Linked DNA regions of Mus musculus: region 2 is linked to region 1. Evidence: chromatin loops called from intact Hi-C (ENCODE). Cell type or tissue: gastrocnemius. All regions are shown on one strand. Each heading gives the region's core, and the rest is flanking DNA. Links, peaks and the distances in the headings are about the cores only.

Region 1 (4,377 bases), core at 69-4,068:
TGTCACATGGCTCCCTGAACAGGCCCTTCCCTCTCTGAGTTAGGTTCCTTTGGCACCAGAGGTAGGGGCATGGCCACCTGCCTAGCCTGTTGCCAGGATGAGGTGAAGGAGCTAGCGAAGGCCTTGGCAGAGTGCCAGCTGTGGCTGCTGCTGCTTCGTCATCAGGGAGGCTGGAGGGTTCTGAGGTCCTTAGAGAACTCTGGGCTCCATCAGCTGCTGTCGTGAATCTCAGTCCCATGGTCCCAGCCCAGGGTTCCCGCACGCGCCCCACACTCTGTACTCGGTCCTTCCAGCTCAGCACAGTAGCTCAGCAGCTGTGGGGGTCATGGAAAGCAACTTTCCAGAGTCACACAGACCCAGGGAGGGCAATGCTGTTGGGCTCACACCTGGGCGACATACACAGGTCCAGGTGGGACATGCCTCCTGCTTTGTCCCTCAGTGAGGGGCACTGTCCCTAGTGGAGACACTCCATAAAGCTTGAGTGGTTGCTGGTCTTGGAGCATCGTCTTTGACGAGGATGAGGTTAAACTAACCAGGCGCATCATCCAAGCCAAGTACTGTGATGTGCTAGGGCATATGGATTGCATTGACCCAGCAAGCGTGTCAGTGACAGAGACACTGTGTCTTTGATATCCTTCTTCTCTGTGGTGCCCTTTTCACCAGCCATTCTGTCCCCTGTCCATGAGGAGAGCAGAGCCAGTGAGCCCGTGAGGCAGGTGGGGAACTGGTACCCAGAGGGGTGAGCCACTCCCTCAAGGAAGTCAGCATTGGTGCCACGAAAGTGTTCTCACCTGATTTTGCCCGTGTGGCTCATACAGCCCAAGTCTGCCGGTCCAGAGGGACATGTGACTCAGCCCTGCCTTCCTGCCATCCGTCCCTCTTGTGCAGGGGAGCTGGCAGGCCTACGGCAGCAGGTAACATCCACAGAAGAGAAGGCAGCCTTGGACAAGGAGCTGATGACCCAGAAGCTAGTGCAAGCCGAGCGGGAGGCACAGGCCTCTCTGCGGGAGCAGCGGGCAGCCCATGAGGAGGATCTCCAGAGACTGCAGCATGAGAAGGTTTGGTCCTGGGGAGGAGTGGGCAGGGCTCTGAGTCTCCCTGTCTCTGTGCTCTCCTCTGTCTTGCCCTGCCTCAGTTTCCATATCTGTGAAACAGATGCCTGCCATAGAAGATATGAGGATATATAGCTGGGGGTAGCTGAGAAGATAAGGGGTGAGGGTGGTTGTCCTTATCAGATACATAGAGCTCCAGGCCCCAAACCAGGTCTAAACCTGATGGAGACCCACAGTCATTGGAGCAAGGCCGGTGTAGCATACAGCAGAAAGCAGGGTGTGGTGGCGTACACCTTTAATCCTAGCACCCAGAAAGCAGAGGCAGGCAGATCTTAGAGTTCGAGACCAGTCTGGTCTACATAGTTCCAGAATAGCCAGGGCTACATGACGAGAGGCCTTGTTTCAAAACAAACAAGTGTCCAGTAGAAAGCTTCTACTTCATCAATAAGGTTCAGGACTGACAGGGCAGGGCGTGCCAGGGAAGTCACTTGCACACTTGAGTCAGCTTGTATTTCCTGAGTTTGAGTCTGACCTTGGTCTCACTCCACTGATGCCATATAAGGTTTTTGTGCCTTCATTTTTCCTTCCATAGAAACGGATAGATTGCTATGGGGTCCTGTGAAGGGGTTAGCGCAGCCACCAAGTGCTTAGTAAATTTCCTGGCAGTTCCTGTTACTTGAGAATCCCCAGCACGGAGTGTTTCCCAGGACAGGGCTTCAAAAACAGCCTGGGCAGGGCGGCCTCCAACAGCTATGGTCCCCGTGCAGGACTCATAGAGTGGTGAAAAAGATGCCTCCCTTGTCCCCCACCTCCACGGATTTGGGTGGAAATTACCACATATGGCCAGTAGGTGGCAGGGCAGCGCCTGAAGAAGGGCCTCACCCACCACCAGAGACAGGCAGTGCCCTCACCCTGAGAAAGCTGTCCTTGCCATGGCTGTATCATGTTCCCAGTGAGCCATGCGCTGTGGCCCCTGGCACCACCTTTCCTGGCCTTGTCAGTGCCCACAAGCCTGTATTCTCTTCAGCTTCTCTGACAGTCTGAGTCCCAGAGGTTTTTTGCATCCAGCCTTATTTCCTCTACACAACCCTCTAGCTGTCTGAACAGAGTTGGAGAGATGGCCCAGCAGCTAAGAGCACTTGCTGCTCTTCTAGAGGACCTGGTTTTGGTTTCCAGCATCCACACGATGGCTCACAACCATCTGTAACTTTAGTTCCAGGGAATCCAATGCCATCTTCTAACCGCCAGAAGCATCAGGCGTGCACATGGTGCATAGACATACTTGCAGACAAATATTCACACACATGAATAAACCTAAAAGTTTAAAAAATAACATTCGGGTTGTCTATCACCTGGGCTTGGGGGTCCCCATTGTCCCCTTAGCCCTCAGTGCCACAGCTCACCTGGTCAGACCAGTGCCTGTGCCTGTGGCTTTGGCCCACTGTCACCGTGTCCCAGCCTCCAGGCTACACTGCTGGCCTAGTTCTCCCCCTCCCTGGATGGCTGCTGACCATCCTCCCCAGGGGCATTCCTGTTCTCATCCCAGGCCACTGGGGTTCCCTGTTGTCTTCACAGACCTGAGGTGACCTCAGCACAGCTTCCAGTGCCCTGCCCTGCAGTGACCTGGTGGCACGGCTCTTAGCTCTGGGGTGTTTGTGCCTTCTTCTGACCCGACGTCTGCAAGGAACCTTGTGGGCCCCTCCTAGTGTGTCACATAGCCCTGCTCTGGCCCTCAGGAGGCTGCATGGCGGGAGCTTCAGGCAGAGCGGGCCCAGCTGCAGGGCCAGCTGCAGCAGGAGCGAGAGGAGCTGCTGGCACGGATGGAGGCCGAGAAGGAGGAGCTGAGCAAGGAGATTGCCGCGCTGCAGCAGGAGCGGGACGAGGGCCTGCTGCTGGCAGAGAGCGAAAAGCAGCAGGTCTGTGAGCTGGGGAGGGGGGTGGGGAGTAGTGGGACAGCTCTGGGGCTCTCCCCCTCTGCCCAGCGCACCCCCACCCAGCAGCTAGGAGTGCAGGAAGCAGCCAGGTTCTTCCGGGGTCTCAGCTCTCACTGCAGGGCAGGAGAGTTGGAGGCCTAGCACAGTGACAGTGACAGGTGGCACAGGGCATGCTGTCTTCCGGTCTCCTGCCTCCGCTTGCCTCAGGCTGGATGCCTCTGACTGGGCTGTGCCCATAGGCACTTGCTGATCCTTCCAAATTGTTAATTCTTGGTTTTCTGTAAGGTAATGGAGCAGGTCAGACTTGATTATCTCCTGCTTTGTCGCCCTGGGCAAATCACATTCCCCCTGAGCTACAGCTTTCTCATCTGTAACTGAGACTCAAGGAAGTCTTCACCTCCAGGGGGGAAGTTGAAGCATCAGTTAGATCTGTAGATCATGTCCACACCCGGGTTCTGCTGCTGTTCCTTAGCAGGCGCCTCTGCCCTTCGTCCTCCAGTGGTGGGCCATTGTTGCGAGCCAGCACCAGCGGAAGGCTAGGAGAAAGGCCCAGCCACACCCTAAGGCCTGTCATCCTTGCCTCTGCCTAGGCCTTGTCCCTGAAGGAGTCCGAGAAGACGGCGCTGTCGGAGAAGTTGATGGGAACTCGGCACAGTCTGGCTGCCATCTCTCTGGAGATGGAACGGCAGAAGCGAGATGCCCAGAGCCGGCAGGAACAGGACCGGGTAGGTAGGCAGCCCAGCTGGGCCTGTGACCAAGGGGAAACCAGCATGGCTTGAAGGGGCTTGTTAGAGTGGAGGGCCTGGAGATGCTGCCAGGTTGTGTGGAAGGTCCAGCCCTTCCTTCAGGACCCCCAACTGAAGGAGGTGGCCACCAGCTCCACCTTGGTGAGACTACTAGTATAGAGAGGTGAGCTTCAAGGAAGGCACCGAGGTTTGGTAGGCCCCTGGGAGGGCTAGTCCTGGGGTTGAGCAGTGCAGCGGGGTGGGTGTTGGGGGCCACGTCAGGAATAAGCGTGAGGATCTTGGTCACTTCAGAACACACTGAACGCCCTGACATCTGAACTTCGAGACCTCCGGGCCCAGCTGGAGGAAGCCACTGCCGCCCATGCCCAGACGGTGAAAGAGCTGGAGGAACGGACGGGGAACCTGGGCCGGCAGCGGGAGGCCTGCATGCGGGAGGTGAACTGACGCTACTGTCCTGGCATCACTGAGGGCTGCTGCGTGTATGCTGGGGCTGGTTCTGGGAGTCCTCCTGCCTGCGTGAGGACAGACAGTGGTTACCTCAGAGAGGGGGCTGTAAACAGTCATTAGGCACCTGATGTTTGCATTGGGGGACTCATGTCAAGTTCAGGCACTGCTGAGCCCAGCATACCTTGTCCCGTACCTACC
Region 2 (4,377 bases), core at 272-4,271, 220 kb after region 1:
TTCTTTCCTGACATGGTGAGTCCCCGGTGGGTGGGTACGAGGACAGGTGGATACTGAGGCAGCTGGTTCTGCAGTTCCTAAGTGGGGCAGATGCGTATCCTGGGCGTCGCTGATGGCCACAGTGAGCTGGTGTCTTTGGTACCCAGTGGGCAGCAGCTGGAAGGGCTGCTAGATACCCCTCAGCAGGGAAGCCAGTCACACCCAAAGAAGCTCACATTTTCTAGATGGAAAGGTAGACGGGATGTTTCTGCCTTCTGTCCAGAGGTTCACTGGCTTGTTTAGTTCCTACACTTGTGGCTCCCACAAGGGACTGCTGTGTAGGGCTTCCAGGAAGGCAGAACAAATCATAACCATTAGGCAGTTGACAGGCAGATGAGGCCAAGAGCCCTCAGTTGGGCGGGGTCTGAGTGATGCTATCGAAGCAGCCAGCCAGTCAGCCCATTTCCTGTCAGGAAAGGATAAGTGGTGAGGCTCTGGAGTGGGAAGTGTCCCCCCTTCTCTACTGTGCCTTTAACTTGGGTACCTCTCCTCTGTCAAGACCAGAGCAGAACTGAGTTAGGGGAGGAGTGTGCAGGCTGGAGTGAGGGAGTACCTAGGTTCCTGGCTGTCCTTGGCTGTCCCAAGTCCAGAGTCCAGGCTGGCAGGACGCCAAGCTGTTCCTCAGAAACAGGAGTTTTCCCCCTGAGCCTCCCGCGGCTGGGCATCCCAAGGTATTTAACCACATCTCTGGCCTCCTGTAACAACCAAGAGTACCAGGAGTGTAAAATCCATCCCCACTGATCAGGGCTGCTTGAAGGGAGCCTGTGCCTTCTGCTTGAGCTTTCCCTGCTTGGGCAAGCTCTCTGGCAGTCTGCAGTGTAACATGGCATCCCCCAAGCCATCGGGATGACGTGTGGCTTGCAGATAACAACCTGAGACAGGAAGTGATTTTAACCTACCCAGCCACGTGTGCTAATGGCTGCTTGCATCTGAAACACTGAAGGACCACTGGGCGTGGCTGAGATTATAGCTCATGATCTTGGACTCCTCCCACCCCCACCCCACCCCCAGACAAGGTCACTCTATGAAACAGCAACTCACTTTGCAGACCAGGCTGGCCTCAAACTCTTAACTCTAGGAGCAGAGTCCTAACCATGGCAATAAGCATGGCTTCTTATTCTTCTCCCTGCCCTTGGATTCCCTGCAACCTCCCCCCCCCTCCAACATGTGCACCCCAGCCCATGGAGTGGGCAACAAGTTTTTGTGACCTTGGTAATGTTACTTGACCTGTCTGAACCACAACCCCGGGGCAGGGGGTGGGGAGGACTGTGAGATTTAGGGATGACCTTTCTGGAGTACACGGATTCTCAGTAAGGGCTGAGGACTAACAGGATGCTGTGAACAGCCAGGCAAGCTGTGTACTGCAGAGGTGTCGCCACGCTAGTGAGTGAAAGATACACACACACACATACACACACACACACAGGAGATATGACTGCTCCTAAACGTGGCAGAGATAAAAGGGAGTTTTTGGTTTTTGTTTTGTTTTTTAGATAAAAGGGAGCATATAGCCAGAGTGAACAGACCCTTCCTGAGCTGGGTCATGTGAGAAGAGGGAGGAGGAGAGACAGAGACAGGAAAATAAAAGAGTAGACAAAAAAAAAAAAATAAAGGTGGGGGGCTGAGTAACCAAAATGGCTGGATTATAGAGGGAAGGGCAGCCTGGTCCCTGGGCTCAAGGGTTCAGAGTAGAGGTTCTGGTGTGCCAGCCAGGAGGACCCCGTAACAGGTAGGGACTGAGGGATGCTGGGAGAACCTGGTGGCCAGAGCAGCTTTGATAGATTAAAAAGGCACCTCAGGTGGCCATTTGACCTGAGTTTGAGACTTAATGGTGAGGACAGTTAGCACATTTCATCTCTGGTTGTGACAAACTTGTTACAATATGACAAAAGATGGAAGAAGGAACTGGAGGACCGCAGACCGCCATTGGTACAGTTAGCCAAGCCCCGGGTTGTTACCGCAGGAAACATTGTACCACTGAGCTACCCCCGGCAAGCCTTCCCCACCTCTTACTTTTTTTTTTGAGATATGTCTTATTTATGTAGCCCAGGCTAGCCTCAGACTCACCATCTTTCTGCTTACGACTCCCAATTTATAATGGGCACATACCCCAACCCAATCTGAGACCCGAGTTCCTGACCAACCCCTAATTCTGCAGAGGATGGATCAGCAGAGCCAGAACCCAGAAGGAGTCCAGCGGTGCGGTGCATCCGGGGCCACTGAGACTCTTCTTCCTCTCTCTCGCAGGTCAACATGGTGGTTCTCGGCAAGTACCTGGGCATCCCTAAGCCCTTCGGCCCGCTCATCAATGGTCGCTGCTGCCTGGAGGAGAAGGTGCGCTCCCTGCTGGAGCCGCTGGGTCTGCGCTGCGTCTTTATCGACGACTTTCTCTTTTACCACCAACTGCTCGGAGAGATCCACTGTGGCACCAACGTGCGGAGGAAACCTTTTACCTTTAAGTGGTGGAACTCCGTGCCCTGAGCCTGCCCGACCACCACCCTTGCTTCCCAGCTGATGGGAGTCCCAGGGCAAGGGCAAGGGCCACGAACCAGCCTCCACCCTCCTTGGGCCTGAAAGTGGGCTGGCTACTGTGGTCAGCTGAGCGCCAGGAGGACAACACACTTCTTCGTTCCTGGAGTCGCCTGCCCTGCCCTGGAGACTATCGCCACTTTTCCTTCTCCCATTCCCAGCTAGAGCCCTGAGAGGGTCAAGGCCGGAAGTTGAGCCTGTTCAAGGTGTGGCCTCCGCAGCCACGCCCCACTTTGAGCTGTCCCACCCCCAACCCTCCACCTCTCTGAAACCCGAGAAAAATAGCTCTGGAACGAAATGCCCACCTTGCCAGGACCCTGGGGCAAGAGCACCGTGGTTTCATATGACTCCTGGATTGCGTAAGATGTAAAGGAAGATTTGGGGCGTCCTTCTTCCCAAAGGACCTCAGGCCATGGCCCTCTGGCACCGTTCAGTTCAACGGAGGCAAGCAAGGGCAGGAAAACTCAGTCCTTGAAAGCGAGCAGGCACAAAAGCCCCTCTAATGCTCAACTCCATCCAGTCCGACCTCTGCAGGATGCTCGTTACCTGCCGGAGCAGCCTTTAATTATGAGCCCTGGTGCTTCCTGTTGGAAGATGCCGCGGGCCATAGGGAGCCCGTCGTAAGTCTGCAAGCGTGGGTGGGGGTGGGCAGGAAGGTTGGACCAGGAAAGCAGAGAGCTTGCCCATCTTGGGGTGGGGAACCTGGAAGCCTGGGACTCGTGGCTGGGTGTTTAGGGCCCCTGAACCTGAAGGCTGTTGGTCCAGATGTGGAGGGGGTGGGGCCCAAGGTATTAGGAGAGGGTGGGGTAGGTCATTAAGTTACATCTGGAGGTGAGGCCTAATTTCCTCTAATAGTCTCTAATTACTCCCGATCCTGCTGCAGGCAGTGGGAGGGAAGGGCCCACACTCCCCTAGCAGCCAGGGACCCTACACAACATTTGTACTGCCCCAGTAAACCCCATGGCAGGCCTGTGTCCCCCACCCCCACCCCCAGTAGGACAGACAGCTGGCCTGGAGGCTAATAGCACCAGCTGAGGTAACAGAGGCATGTGGAGGCAAGCAGGCAGGCAGACCCAGCTGCAGGGCATGGCTGGCAGAGGCCTGCCATCTTCCTCCTGTGGTCCAGGAGCCACCACAGGCCACTGGATTCTGTCTTGGTATTTTTAGTAGTTTCTGGTGCCACCCCAGACTTGAGGCAGCTGCTGTCACTTCATAACCGGCGGACACTCAGTTAGCGAAGGCTTCCATGAAAGTGTTAGGCTAGGCATGGCCTAGTAGGCATTGGCTCTTCCCCCTTCCAGAAGGGTCTGTGGAACTGGAACCCCATTTGTAGGCTCTCTGCACGAACAGCCTCCTCTATGAGCATGGCCCGGCTGCAGCTGAGACACGGAGAAGGAGAAGAAGAAGATAAAGGAGGATGAGAAGGGTTGGGGCGATGCCCGACCTCTGAAGAGGAGAGGAGACAGGCGACCATGGGAGCAAGTCTTCAGCACCACATGATGGGGACTCTGGAGTTGCCGCTCAGGCTGTCTGGGGTCCTGGCTGACTGGCCACCGTCTTTCTCATCAATAAAAACATCGTTGTGCATTCTTTAACTGGCTGCCTCATTTGCGCCTGGGCCGACAGAGGGATAAGAAAATGAGGGGCCAGCTTCCCTGATCTCCACACCCTAGCACAGATCCCTAGGCTCGGTGCCAGCAGGGCCTCAGGCGGCCCTTGTCAGCTGAGCAGCTTCCTGGGCTGAGGCAGGTGAATGCCAGACAGCCGCTGATTCGACAGAATCCTTGATCCATGGCCACTCCCCCGCGC

Evidence for each region. A loop is a pair of places that touch in the nucleus more often than their neighbours do. Peaks named below come from ENCODE experiments on the same cell type or tissue, not always from the same donor. Only the 100,000 strongest peaks of a DNase experiment are listed, where the experiment ranks them.
Region 2: it touches region 1 in a loop (1.9-fold over the local background); 1 of 42 quality-filtered maps calls a loop at or near these places.

Annotation. Positions count from the first base shown.
Region 1 is chr4:141,029,483-141,033,859 of GRCm38, reverse strand. It overlaps Crocc (ciliary rootlet coiled-coil, rootletin), which reads left to right. Exons shown (of 37, transcript NM_172122.2): 20 at 889-1,058; 21 at 2,789-2,968; 22 at 3,577-3,711; 23 at 4,024-4,167. Among named protein-coding and RNA genes, the nearest start is that of Mfap2, 21 kb to the right of the region's middle. In gastrocnemius, for the core only: a CTCF peak has its summit at 1,898 (motif pointing right); DNase peaks (open chromatin) are centred at 103 and 1,911; H3K4me3 peaks cover 577 bases; H3K27ac peaks cover 1,665 bases.
Region 2 is chr4:140,812,764-140,817,140 of GRCm38, reverse strand. It overlaps Padi1 (peptidyl arginine deiminase, type I), which reads left to right. Exons shown (of 16, transcript NM_011059.2): 15 at 1-15; 16 at 2,287-4,160. The coding sequence ends at 2,520. Gm13032 (predicted gene 13032) reads right to left here. Exons shown (of 3, transcript NR_045944.1): 2 at 2,874-3,947; 3 at 1-445. Among named protein-coding and RNA genes, the nearest start is that of Gm13032, 4.0 kb to the right of the region's middle. In gastrocnemius, for the core only: a CTCF peak has its summit at 2,392; DNase peaks (open chromatin) are centred at 656, 2,370 and 4,270; H3K4me3 peaks cover 1,379 bases; H3K27ac peaks cover 998 bases.